Linked DNA regions of Homo sapiens: region 2 is linked to region 1. The links are chromatin contacts, found by Hi-C or POLR2A ChIA-PET in ENCODE. All regions are on one chromosome and are shown on one strand. Each heading gives the region's core, a stretch centred on a gene start or an enhancer-like site at or near the end of the contact. The rest is flanking DNA. Distances are from core to core; before and after follow the strand shown. Region 1 holds the start of CTCF (CCCTC-binding factor). Region 2 holds the start of NFAT5 (nuclear factor of activated T cells 5).

Evidence for each region. Hi-C counts contacts between places; a loop is a spot of excess contacts on that map. ChIA-PET counts read pairs that join two places held with the same protein, here RNA polymerase II (POLR2A). Pooled maps may share reads with other maps.
Region 2: a loop to region 1 is called in a pooled map, with 20 times the contacts of the local background. The contact joins the promoter of NFAT5 here to the promoter of CTCF in region 1. A Hi-C loop is called at or near these places in 6 of 50 pooled maps. POLR2A ChIA-PET finds 5 or more read pairs at or near these places in 3 of 52 experiments (BJ, H1 and activated B cell).

The regions. Positions count from the first base shown.
Region 1 is chr16:67,559,708-67,566,046 of GRCh38, forward strand. It overlaps CTCF (CCCTC-binding factor), which reads left to right and starts at 2,819. Exons shown (of 12, transcript NM_006565.4): 1 at 2,819-3,017. It overlaps CTCF-DT (CTCF divergent transcript), which reads right to left and starts at 2,602. Exons shown (of 1, transcript NR_158165.1): 1 at 1,704-2,602. It overlaps LOC124903703 (a long non-coding RNA gene), which reads right to left and starts at 3,743. Exons shown (of 2, transcript XR_007065094.1): 1 at 3,588-3,743. RefSeq lists enhancers at 1,911-1,960, 1,981-2,030, 3,175-4,037 and silencers at 2,261-3,270, 3,791-3,890.
Region 2 is chr16:69,561,213-69,567,526 of GRCh38, forward strand. It overlaps NFAT5 (nuclear factor of activated T cells 5), which reads left to right and starts at 4,754. Exons shown (of 15, transcript NM_138713.4): 1 at 4,754-5,162. The coding sequence starts at 5,090. It overlaps MIR1538 (microRNA 1538), which reads right to left and starts at 4,656; the gene lies at 4,596-4,656. RefSeq lists enhancers at 2,822-3,718, 3,121-3,260 and silencers at 4,380-4,759, 4,479-4,655, 4,950-5,219, 5,240-5,549.

The sequences.
Region 1 (6,339 bases), core at 1,569-4,068:
TCCTAATGTGTACATAAGAGGCAAATGGGATAACTTGGTTTCTAGAAAAAGAAGGGTCACGTGTAAATTTTTCAAATACTTCACACATTTCTAAAATAGTATCTAATTGTATAAGGTAAGTAACTGGGATTAGACATGAGAAAACTTGCCGGGCGCGGTGAGTCGCTCCTGTAATCCCAGCACTTTGGGAGGCCGAGGCGGGCGGATCACCTGAGGTTGGGAGTTCAAGACCAGCCTGACCAACATGGAGAAACCCCATCTCTACTAAAAATACAAAATTAGTCGGGGGTGGTAGCGCATGCCTGTAATCCCAGCTACTCAGGAGGTTGAGGCAGGAGAATCGCTTGAACCCAGGAGGCAGAGGTTGTGGTGAGCTGAGATCACACCATTGCACTCCAGCCTGGGCGATAAGAGCAAAACTCCGTCTCAAAAAAAAAAAAAAGAAATGAGAAAAATTGGGTCCTGGTGTTGAGAAGCTGTACTATCCCTTTTCTTCATGTCTGTACCCAAGCAGCTGAATGTTGGAGAAAAACCAACACACTGGGCCAACTGGTTTACCTTTAACATCATGATCACAAACCTCAGATGAGTACCCAATGCCACCAAGGCAATCCTGTTAAGGACTTGCCTTCCCTCTCCCCTGCACTTGCATCTGTCTTCACCTTTGTTGCCCTTATCATGAATGGAAGCATCCCTGTTCCTCTCCAAGGTCAACCCTCCCTGTTTCCTTATATCTTCTGATGGATTTCACTCCTATATAGGTCAAGCAAGCCTCCTCTCTCCTGGATCACCCATCTTTCTTCCCCACCATATCCCTCCCAATGGCACATAAACATGCTCTGGGAACCCTACCATCTTTTATTTTATTTATTATTATTTTTTGAGATGGAGTCCCGCTTTGTTGCCCAGGCTGGAGTGCTGTGGCCCAATCTTGGCTCTCTGCAACCTCTGCCTCCCGGGTTCAAGCAATTCTCCTGCCTCAGCCTCCCCAGTAGCTTGGATTACAGGCGCGCGATACCATGCCCAACTAATTTTTGTATTTTTAGTAGAGACCGGGTTTCACCATATTGGCCAGGCTGGTCTCGAACTCCTGACCTCAGGTGATCCACCTGCCTTGGCCTCCCAAAGTGCTAGGATAACAGGCGTGAGCCACTGCGCCCGGCCCCTACTATCTTTTAAAAGATTTCTTTCTATATCTATCCCCAAACTTATCTGGTCCCTTCACAGCAAAACCTCTCTCAAATTGCATACATGTGCTGTCTCCATTTCCTCACTTTCCTGGTGACTGTTTAACCCATTCCGGTCAGGTCCACCTCCCTGATATACTCACGTGAATCAAGCCAAGGCCATCAGTGACATTCTCCAGTGACTTGCAAGGTGACCCAATCCAATAGCCACATCTCTGGCCCAAGTTTATCACACCGCTCAGCTGATGCCTCCTACCTGAAACCTTCTCTGCCCAGGGATTCCACAACTCAGCGCTAGCTTTCATGACTTCCTAGATGCTGCCTTTCAGACTCCTTCTCCATTACCCTCCCAATATTGGAGTGCCCCAGGATTTGGCCATGGAATTTCTCTTCACTCTTTCCTCCAAGCCAAGCCAGGGGTCGTAAACTGACAGCTCATCTGTGTGGTTTAATCAGCTCATGAAGTTTAAAAACATCTGATTCAGTTGCTAACATCTAAAAACTCTGGAGATTTGACATCTTAAAAATACAGATTTTTTTATTCCTTTAGGGGAAAAAAAAAGAGTATGTTATTGGGCCAGCATTCTCACAACGGAACGGTCAGATGGATGGAGAAGAAGCTGCTCCCTAGATATTGGGTCCATTTGATATCTAAGGGAAGAGTCATATTCCCTGTAAGTACCAAAAGGCTCTCATCCCAGAGCCACCAGCACCTTGCAGTCAGTTCTTGGTCAACTTGACTGCAGGTTGGGAAGGGTCCGCAGGCGCCTCCTGGGGAGGGGTGGGACTGAAGGTCTCCGCCCACAGAGAACAGCTCTCCCGCAAAGACAAGAAATGCACGTTTCCACAGAATTACACAGCGCTAAATACAGAAACTCCTTTCAGTAAAAAGCGATTGCTATGAACGTGTTAAAGCATCAAGTCTGGTTTTCCGCCACCTCTCCGGGCTGAGGTGGCCTGGGGACACCAAGAGGAGGCCCTCCCACTCTCCTCTCGCACCCGCTTTTAGGTGGCCCTCTTCTAGGGCGGAGAGATCACCAAAAGCCGCTGAGCAAGGACAGCCCTTCCAGTCGTCGCTCGCGGGCACGGAGCTGGGAGCGCGCGGGAACCGACCGGGCCTTACTCTGGGGCGGGCAGCTGTAAGACATTCGGAGGGCGGGTCGGGCCTGGCTGGGGCGGAGACTGGGCGGGGCCGGGCCCGGGAGCCTCCTCAGCCCCACTGGCTTGCCCCGCGCGCGCTTCCTCCAGCCACCCCCACTTCCCCAACCCTGTACGGGTTCAGGGGGCCGGAGACAGCAGCTAGGGAATAAGGTCAAGCGGACTGGATCCGGCACCGCCCAGGGGCGGCGGCCTCCGCCCAGGAAGCCCCACCCAGCGGGAGCCAGGACGCCGCGGCGCCGGCAGAGCCCACGAGCGACCCGGCGAGGGCGCGTGCGGCGTGACGACGCGACTCGCGGCGCGTCCCGTGACGCCATCGCGCCCGCTTTTGAAAGTTGGCGCCCGGGGCCGCCTCCCATGCTGCCCTGCGCCAACCCCTCCCCTCACCTTTCCTCCCCCGCCCTCTACTCGCCGCCCGGCCGGTCCCCCCACCCGTCCCTTCCCTTATCAGCACCCGCGGCCCCGGCAGCGCCGACGCAGGCGCACTGCACCGCGCCGCCGCCATTTTGTGTCTGAGCCTGTGGAGCGATTAAACCGTGCGCGGAGCTGCTTCTTTGGCGGCAGCGGCGGCGGCGGTGGCCGGTGCGGACGCGCGGAGCTCGCCGGAGACGCCGGGTGGCCGGAGCCGTGGAGCGGCGGCGGAGCGGGCGCCGCGGGGGGTGTGGCGCGGAGGTAAGGGGGCCCGGGGTGGAGGAGGTTTCGCGGGCCGCCTCTAGGTGTCACGATGGGGCCGCTCCGGTCGGCGCTGGCTGCAGCCCGGCGCCAGCGCCGCCGCCGGGGGGTGTTTGTCTCCCTCTACCGTCCCTGCTGCGGCGCGGCCGCCGCCATTGCCCGTCGCCGCCGTGGCCCGGCCGCCCCCCCCACCCCCACGCCCGCCCGCCCGCCCGCCCGCTAGGCCTCCCTCCTGGCAGCGCGCTAGGCCTCGGGCGGCGGCAGAGGCAGAGGCCCGCGCGCCCGGCGACTCCATTTTCCTTCCTTTGTCTGCCCTCGAGGCCGGTTCTTGGCCGGCCGATCGCCCGGCCGCGGCCCGCCCTCTGTCCTGTGTCCTCCGCCCCTCCCGCGGCGGGTGGCCCCAGCTGAGACACTATCTCCGCGTCCCGGCTTCGGCGCCCGCCTAGCTTAAGGGTTCGGACCGACTGCCGCCGCGCGCTAAGCCAGGTCCCGGTGCCGTATGGGTGTCGGGCCCTGGCCGTCGCGTCTCGGGCTGCCCCTCCTCCAGCCAGCCCCGTCCCCGGAACCTACCCTGCCGGCCTGCGTGCCTTCCCAGCTGCTTGGCTGCTCGGCGGTCGCTCCCAGTCCGCGCGTCGCCGCCGCTGGTCTCCGTCTCCGCCGAGTGGCGCAGGCGGCGCTGCAGCGGCTGCGAGCAGAGGGACCCCAGAGCTGCCGAGAGCTCCCTCTGCAAGGCTGGCTGAGCTGCTCGCACCTCTACGCTGCCTGAGCGGGCGGGGGGACGCGCGCTCGCCGCCCCCGCTGCGCCCCCAAACTCGCGCCCGGGTTCCTGGCCGGACCCGACCGGTGCGGCCCCCCCACGGTGGGCGGAAAAGATGCGAGTTCCGCACCAAGTAGTTTTTATCCAGCCGGGTTCGGACTCCCCAGCCGAGTGATAGCAGCCTGACTTTGTGCGCTCAGAGATCTCAAAGGGACTGAAACTTAAATTTCATTCTGATCTCAAGTGACGTGACAAATTTCTGAATTTGGGAGTATGGGCTAAGTCCCTTGAGTTTCCCTCCCGCTTTAAAATGTCCTCACACTAACTTAGTACCTGATGCTCTAGGGCTAGGTGAAGGCGGTTCTGCCCCAGGATTGTGCAACTCGATCTAGAGCGCCAGTAGGGCAGAATGAGTTTATTCTTGACTCGACTGGTAATTTGCCCATGCGATGAAATATGAGGGTTGATGTTGTAATTGAATCCTGGGTCACTTGCTGCAGATGGTTTATAAATATCTACGCCTAATGTAACTACTGTTTAGTAGGAGACTTCCTGTAGCCCCGAGTTCAGCGTTAAGTAAACATTCGCATACGTAGTCTTCATACTTTGAGTTTCGATCAACTAGGAAAGTTAAAAACCAAGTCCTCATAGGTGGGAAAGGAAGTTAAACAAGGCATATATTTAAATTTATTCGGTCCTTAAGTTTTCTTTCTTCACTAAAAAGCATCCCGTTGAATTGCGGGAGTCTTTTGCTTTTCCGTAAATATTCTAGTGCCTTAATATAGTTCATTGCAGCAGTTAATGTATCAGTTCGGGTTGTTTTGGAGAGAAGAAAGTCTGGATTAACCTGTTTTTAGGAAGGAAGCTATGTTAAGTTTATGAAGAAATTAAACAGCCTGGTCCTAACCAAAGTTGTCCAGTCCACTGTATGTAATCTCAATGTGTAGCTCCTCACTGCAGTCCTCTTCGTAGGCACGCTTTCTATGTCTCCTTTTGGAACCCTGCAAAATATTCCTGCCACCCCTCTTCCTCAATAAAATTGCATAGAGTAACTAAATGCAGTAGCGTTGATTGATAGTTAGACTTGGGAATAGAATCACCTTTAATTATCTAATATGTTAGTCCAATTGTGTAATTTATTGCATTCTTTTGTGACTTTGTTTTCCTTTTGAAATTGTGGTTAAGTAGCATGTTTTATTTATTTAAATAAGCTCAACATTGAGTTAAAAATTAAAATACAGCAGGTGTATAATCGAGCCAGGAGTAAAGCTTGTTTTCCCGGGTTAGTACTGTGCTCCATAGACCATATTTTGCTTCTTGGTTTGGTTGTTTCATATGCAGTCATCAGCTTCTTGGGTTTATACGTCATTTATGCTGTTTTAGTGGAATAGACCTTTTCCACACAGTTGCTATCCTTTGAAATTCCCATATGCCAGGAATCATGCTTTGTTTTGTTTTTATTAAAAAACAATCTACGGAGAGAATAAATTGAGGATGAATTGATATGTTAGGGTAACCCAGACCTTTTTTTTTTTTTGAGACGGAGTCTCGTTCTGTCCCCTAGGCTGGAGTGGCAGTGGTGCGATCTCGGCTCACTGCAACCTCTGCCTCCCGGATTCAAGCAATTCTCCTGTCTCTGCCTCCCAAGTAGCAGGAATTACAGGCCCGTGCCACCACGCCCGGCTAATTTTTGTATTTTTAGTAGAGACGGGTTTTCACGATGTTGGCCAGGCTGGTCTCGAACTCCTGACCTCAGGTGATCCACCCGCCTCAGCCTCCCAGAGTGCTGGGATTACAGGCGTGAGCCATCTCGCCAGGCCAGGACCTGTTATTTAAATTAGTGATAGGAGGATGATTAAAACAGGAATGTTTGCCTGCATAAGAAAATACTGCCTATTTAAGAGTAGTTGTGGCTGGGAGCGGTGGCTCACGCCTGTAATCCCAGCACTTTGGGTGACCAAGGCGGGAGAATCACGAGGTCAGGAGATTGAGACCATCCTGACTAACACAGTGAAACCCTGTCTCTACTAAAAATACAAAAAATTAGCCAGGCATGGTGGCACACGCCGTAGTCCTGGCTACTAGGGAGGCTGAGACAGGAGAACCGCTCGAACCTAGAAGGTGGAGGTTGCAGTGAGCCGAGATTGTGCTGCTGCACTCCAGCCTGGGCAACAGAGCAAGACTCTTATCTCAAAAAAAAAAAAAAAAAAAAAGAGTAGTTGTAAAGGTTAACTTTATCGGGATCCATTCAACCTATGTAAGAATTTAAGAGGTGAAGTTGTCCTTAAGATGCATTCAAATTCTAAGAGCTTTAGGATTTTATTTTAAAGTACACACGCAAATGGGGGCACTCACCTGGGACTTCTGAATGGCTTGGGGAGTTCCTTGGTGGAAGCCACTTGTGGCTGACTTAAGGCCCTGGGGAGGAATCCTGGGCAGAGCCTTGCAGGCTGGTGCCTCCTGGCCAAAAGTCACCTCTAGAGACTGCTTTTTTTGCTTCAGGGATGCTGCTGCTGTCACAGCCATTCCACATCATCTACGTTATAGACTCCACCTAATTTTTTT
Region 2 (6,314 bases), core at 3,504-6,003, 2.0 Mb after region 1:
ATGCCATCAAAGTGAACAAAGTGAATTGGATGTCTGATGCTAAGATTTGGGCACTTTAGAAGATGCCAGGGGTGAGAATGTTTGAAACCTGATGCTAAATAGCATATAAACTAATTTTGCCTTCACAAATATTTGTGAGGCTAGGCACCGTGGCTCATACTTGTAATTCCAACATTTTGGGAGGCCGAGGAGGGAGGACTGCTTGAATCTAGGAGTTTGAGACCAGCCTGGGCAACATGGTGAGACCCTGTCTCTACAAAAAAAAAAAAAAAAATTAGGCAGGCATGGTAGCACACACCTGTGGTCACAGCTACTCAGGAGGCTGAGGCAGGAGGATCACTTGAGCCTAGGAGGTTGAGGCTGTAGTGAGCTGTGTTCACACCACAGCACTGCAGCCTGGGCAACAGAGTGAGACCCTGTCTCAAAGAGAAAAAAAAAAGGAAATATTTGCTAGAACATGTTATACGGGTGGAAATTGACACTTAAACATATTCAAATAGGAATTTGATTACAATTCCAGCACAAATGCTGTCACTACTATATCCCACCACTATCAATTCTCCATTATTATTAAGGAGTGCTCCCATGGTGGGGCAAAAATAATTGTGGTCTAAACTTTTTTTTGGTCTTTGACTTGAATTACTCTGGAAATTTTCCTTTCAGATTTTGTGTTTGTTTAGTAGGTTCCTTACAATATATGTGTGACTAAAATTATTTTAACAGCCTTAATTGTATTACAATGACAAAGATTTGTAGATCTTGTGACAGCAAGATTAAATAAACTCTGTTCTGTATGAGTTTATTTAATTCCTTTTCAGTGGCTGATATTTGAACCTCTTTCATTTAGAGTCAATCCAGCTACACAATTCACAAAGTGCCTAAACAAGTCCAGGAGGGGTTAAAGTACACACCACCAATATAAAAAGTGCCATTCTATTGCATAATCTACAGTCTTGTAGTTGAATCTGGGTTCTTGTGAAATTTTAATCAAGTGACTAGGGAAGGTAATATATGATTGGGAAGTAATATAAAGGAATTCTATAAACTACTAAATCTGCTGTATGTTTTGCTCCATGGTCCCATTATAATTTTCAATAAGAGGAAATTTCCAAATTTTACCTTTTGTTGTGTACAGAGGAAGTTTTATTTTATTTATATATATATTTTTTGAGACAGGGTCTCACCCTTGCTGCCCAGGCTGGAGTCAGTGGTGTGATCTTGGCTCACTCAACCTCTGCCTCCTGGGTTCCAGCAATTCTCCTGCCTCAGCCTCCCAAGTACACTACAGGTGCGTGCCAACATGCCCAGCTAATTTTTTTTCTTTTTTTTGTATTTTTAGTAGATACAGGGTTTCACCTTGTTGGCCAGGCTGGTCTCGAACTCCTGACCTCAAGTGATCCGCCTGCCTCAGCCTCCCAAAGTGCTGGGATTACAGGTGCGAGCCACTGCGGCCGGCCAGAGGAAGTTTCATAAAGGTATACAGTTGAAGGGGTAGTTTTAAAAATATATCATTAGACTATTTCAAACATCAAAGAAAAGGGGATGCAACTGAGATGTAAATGATCACAGAGGGAAATATCATTGGAACTAAGAATGGCATATAATTTACTAATGACACAGTGATCAGGTACTTATTTCTGATAACCTTGAATATCATGCAGGTCACATTTTATTTTGTGATTAGAGCAGAGCAAACACTATTTACTAATGAATTTATTTGTGTTTTCCGTCACTGAAATTTGAAAGACAAAATGAAAATCTAGGTCTCTATGCTGTTGCAAAGTATGGCCAAGAAAACTAGCCAACTAAGCAGTTTTTCAAAGAAGGTGTCTTGGGCCAGGCTCAATGGCTCATGCCTCTAATCTCCGCATTTTGGGAGGTCGAGGAAGGAGGATCACTTGAAGCCAGGAGTCCAAGACCAGCCTAGGCAATATAGCAAAATCATGTCTCTGCAAAAAAGGAGTTCAAGACTAGCCTGGGTAATATAGTAAGACCATGTCTCTACAAAAAAATAAAAAATAAAAATAAATAATAAAATGAATTAGCCGAGTGTGGTGGCATGTGCCTGTAGTCCCAGCTACTTGGGAGGCTGAGGTGAAGGATCACTTTGAGCCCGGGAGGAGTTTCAGTCTGCAGCTGCACTGAGCTATGAAGCTGCCACTACACTCCAGCCTGGGCAACAGAACAAGACCCTGTCTCAAAAAAATAAACAAACAAAAAAACCCGAAAGAATAGAAAAGAAAAAAAAGAAAAGAAAAGAATATAGGCCAGGTGCCGTGGCTCATGCCTGTAATCCCAGCACTTTGGGAGGCCAAGGCGGGTGGATCACCTGAGGTCAGGAGTTCGACACCAGCCTGGCCAACATGGTGAAACCCCATCTCTACTAAAAATACAAAAAATTAGCCGGGCATGGTGGTGGGCGCCTGTAACCCCAGCTACTCAGGAGGCTGAAGCAGAAGAATCACTTGAACCAGGGAGGCAGAGGTTGCAGTGAGCCGAGATTGCACTGCTGCACTCCAGCCTGGACAACAAGAGTGAAATTCCATCTTAAAAAAACAAACAAAAAAGAGAATATATCTCTGTAAGAAGACAGGTGCAGGGGGTGGGAGTGGACACTGATTTTTCAAATACCTATTTAGATATAATCCGTGCTTAATGCAGGACCTAATGAGGTAAGTGAGGCCTGAGCCCACAGAATCCCTCTCAGGGAATTCGCAGTTTAGGTCAAGCCACACTTTGGTGGGCCTCTCTTCACTTTGCTCTTACCTAATCAGGGGAAATCTGATTAACATATACAACAAAGCCTCAACGGGGAATAAAAAGGTCACAAAAGGGCAGAGAAGGATTCACAGAAAAAGGAAGAGGCCTTGCCAGTTCTTGACTAGTTAATTAGGGTCAGAACCGTACTGGGGATTTCCTATACCCTAAGTTTGTTAAGTGATTACATCGGTCTGGGGAAAAGGGATCTGCTCAGAGTGATTCAGTCAACTTTCTTAGTATCGGGTGGTGAATCGCATTTCCTCTCTGCTACCCTGTATACTGACTAATGGGTGGCGTATGGGGGGTCTCCAAGAGGTGTGTTTACTCCAATTCAGAAGCTATAGGATTTCAGTAGGCCTTGGCCTGTTGGGCAATGTGAGGTTTCAATCTTTCTCTCTCAAATGAGTGGGGCTCTTATCAGTTATGAAGGGACTTCCCTTGGGACTTGTCACGACACCATACAGCAGAGATGGCAATTTGAGGGCAGTTTCTTGTTCTGCTTTGCCATCTTGGGGTGGCTCTGAAAAGCTTTCTGAACCTCCGACAAAAGAAAAATGTTCACAGGATTGATTACTACACACAATTCAGTGAAGACAACTGGGCAACCTGAATCAAATGTTGAGATGAAAGATAGGTGAGCTCTGATGACACACGTTTAAATTCTAGGTCTACAGGTAAAACTTTGTAAAGGGCCTTGCCTCAGCGACATCTGTACTGGGCCCTCCTTTGCTGAGAGCTTCTTACCCCAACCCTAGCACTCCAAGTCCCGAGAACTGCTCAATTTCATGGGAAAAAGTCTCTATAATTATATATATATGTATATATGTGTGTATATATGTATGTATATATATGTGTGCATATATATACACATACACATATTACAACAGACTGATTTTCATGAGTTGTAACTATCCTTGTAGATAAAAAACGAAACCATTCGAATAGCTTAAAAACCATGCCCACGTGGCTACTGGCATCAATATTCCACACAAGATTAAAATTACTTCCCAAGATGCACACCCTGCACTCCAGGTAATATTTCAATAACTTGATTAAAAATTTCTCAGAAGTCTATTAGAATCAGAAAACGCTCTGCGGTGTGGGTGAGGATTTTAAATTTTTGCAACGGAAACTTTTGGCTCCACGAACAGAAAAGCAAGAGCAAAAACTCAGTTAAATGCGTTCTTCCTCCATCTTTGCCTAGTCCAAAAGGAAAAAAAAAGAAACAGAAAAAAGAAAAACTGTTTGGAAGAGTAGCGTTGAGGTTTGCTTTTTACCTGTTTTTCCTCTAGAACAGCCAGGTGGATTCACATGATCCAATTTTTTAATTGTCTTCTATGTCCCACTCCGAATAACCCGGATGCCCCAGCACAATCAGAGAGATCGTTTTTTTTAAAAAAAATTTCAGCCTCCAAAGGTAGGAGGGGAGTGTTAGGGGAGAAAGTACTTTAATTAAAAATCAATAACTCGAGGTTTTTGGGATACGGTTTGCCATTTCCTAATTAAGAAATGGGTTTGACAGTCCCTTTGTACACACTGCTATGCAAACCCCAAAGGGTTGGCGGCTGTCCGGGCGATGACACTCCGGTCCCCTGCGAGACCCCGGGCCAGCCAGGCCCGTCCGCCGCCGGCCTCTGGGGTCCGTCCCCGGCTCGCGCAGACCTCTCGCTTCTCTCGGCTCTGTCTCCTGCGCTCAGCTCTGCTCGGGGCCGGCCGCCTCAGGCTCGCCGCCACCAGGTCGTTGCAAATACCTTTTCCCTCCCCGGGGCCCCAGCGCGCGGCCACCTCCCAGCCTCCCCCCCTCCCACCCTGGCAGCGGGGCCCTTTCCCGGCTCAGGAACAGCAGCAGCCCGGGCCGCGCCGGCAGGAAGCGAGGCCCATGTTGCTGCTGTTCCCTGGCGCGCCTCCCCGCCCTCCGGGGGCCGCCACGGCTCTTCCGCGCTCCCGGGCACCCCCCTCCGCGCCTGCGCTGTGCCCCACGGGGGCGGGGCTCAGATTCCTGTCAGCGGCGGCGGCGGTGGCGGCGACCGTCAGTTTTCGCTGAGGAGAAACACGAAACGGACCCTTTGGCTCTCCCCCTTCCCCTTCCCCGTCCTGAACCCCTCTCCTGGTCACCGAGAATCAGTCCCCGTGGAGTTCCCCCTCCACCTCGCCATCGTTTCCTCGGTCCTCGGCCCAGTGGAAGTCACTACCCTCGAGGAGGAGGCAGCGGCAGCCGCCCTCGCGTCGCCGCCCCCGGTTCGGTGCCCGCGGTCCCGGAGAGGAGGTGCCGCCGCCACCGCCGCTCCCCCCCTCCCGCTGCCCTCGGGCCGGGCTGGGTCGAGCTGCGATGCCCTCGGACTTCATCTCATTGCTCAGCGCGGACCTAGACCTGGAATCGCCCAAGTCCCTCTACTCGCGAGGTGAGTCAGGCTGTGGGGGGTGGGGCGTGGGGGCGGGGAGACAGGGAGACAGGGAGACAGGGCCAGGGGAGGCGAGGGGTCCCCGTCCCGCCGGGGGCGGCTGAGCCGCGACCCCCATGGCTTCTTTGGCCGGAGCGGGCAGAGGCCGAAGGGATCGGGGTGACGGTGGAGGGGGCGGGCGGAGCAGTGGCGGCCCCTCCCCCGCGGAGCCGCCGGCCGCTCGGGGCCCAGATTCCGTCGGCCCCCGGGGCTCTGCGGCACCGGTCGCTTCTAGCCGCTCTCAGCCCGTCCGGCCCCGCCAGGCTCCGCGAGCCGCCGGCCCCGGCCTCCCGGGCTCGGGGATGGCCCCAGACTGGGCCCCGCGCTGGGGCCACCGCGATCGGGGCGCCGCGTCTTCTCTTACCGGGACCCTCCTCCCCAGCAAAGTTGCCCCCAAGCGGGCGGCGTGGCCTGGAGCCGGTTCTGAGTGCAGGGTCACCATTTTCCTCCCTTTCCAGCTTGTTTTTGCGCCGTCGTTCCACCCCCTCTCCCTCCGGCCTAGTCCACTCCCTCCCCATGTTGGGACAGCCCCCCTCGACCAGGCGTTCTTCCTTTCCTCGTCATCTTCTTGCTGGAAAGGGCCCGATGGAAAGGGCCCGAATTTTCTTTTCTTTTTTTTTCTCTTCCCACCTCCGTGGCATTCTAATTACTTCTCCCTTCTCCTTTACAAAGATGGGGGTGCCCTCTCTGGATTGGTTTTATTCCTCTCCTCTCCCAGGAGGACCAGCCCAGGCACAGACGCTGTCCTTTGAGAATTTTCTCTGCTTTTCCGTTCAAGGGCTGGTTGCAGGGAGGGAGCTCAGGCAGAGACTTTTCATTTAAGAACTCTTTTGGCTAAGGCCTGCAGGGGATTCCCAGCATCTGAAATATTAGCACTGGAGCTGATCCCTACTCAGGTGAAATTCCTTTACTGGACACCACAAGAATGTGTCAGAACAGGTTCCCTGTGCAAGGGGCTTCAAAACCAAAATATTCCCACTGCGCTCTTTACGCTTTTTAAACCACCGGGAGGGGGCAAAAGACATAACTGGGTTGTTAACTATTCATTTCACCGTGTAAAAAAAAATGTAGGTGTTTCTTCTGCTTTTGGTTTGATGTATCCATCCATTTGCT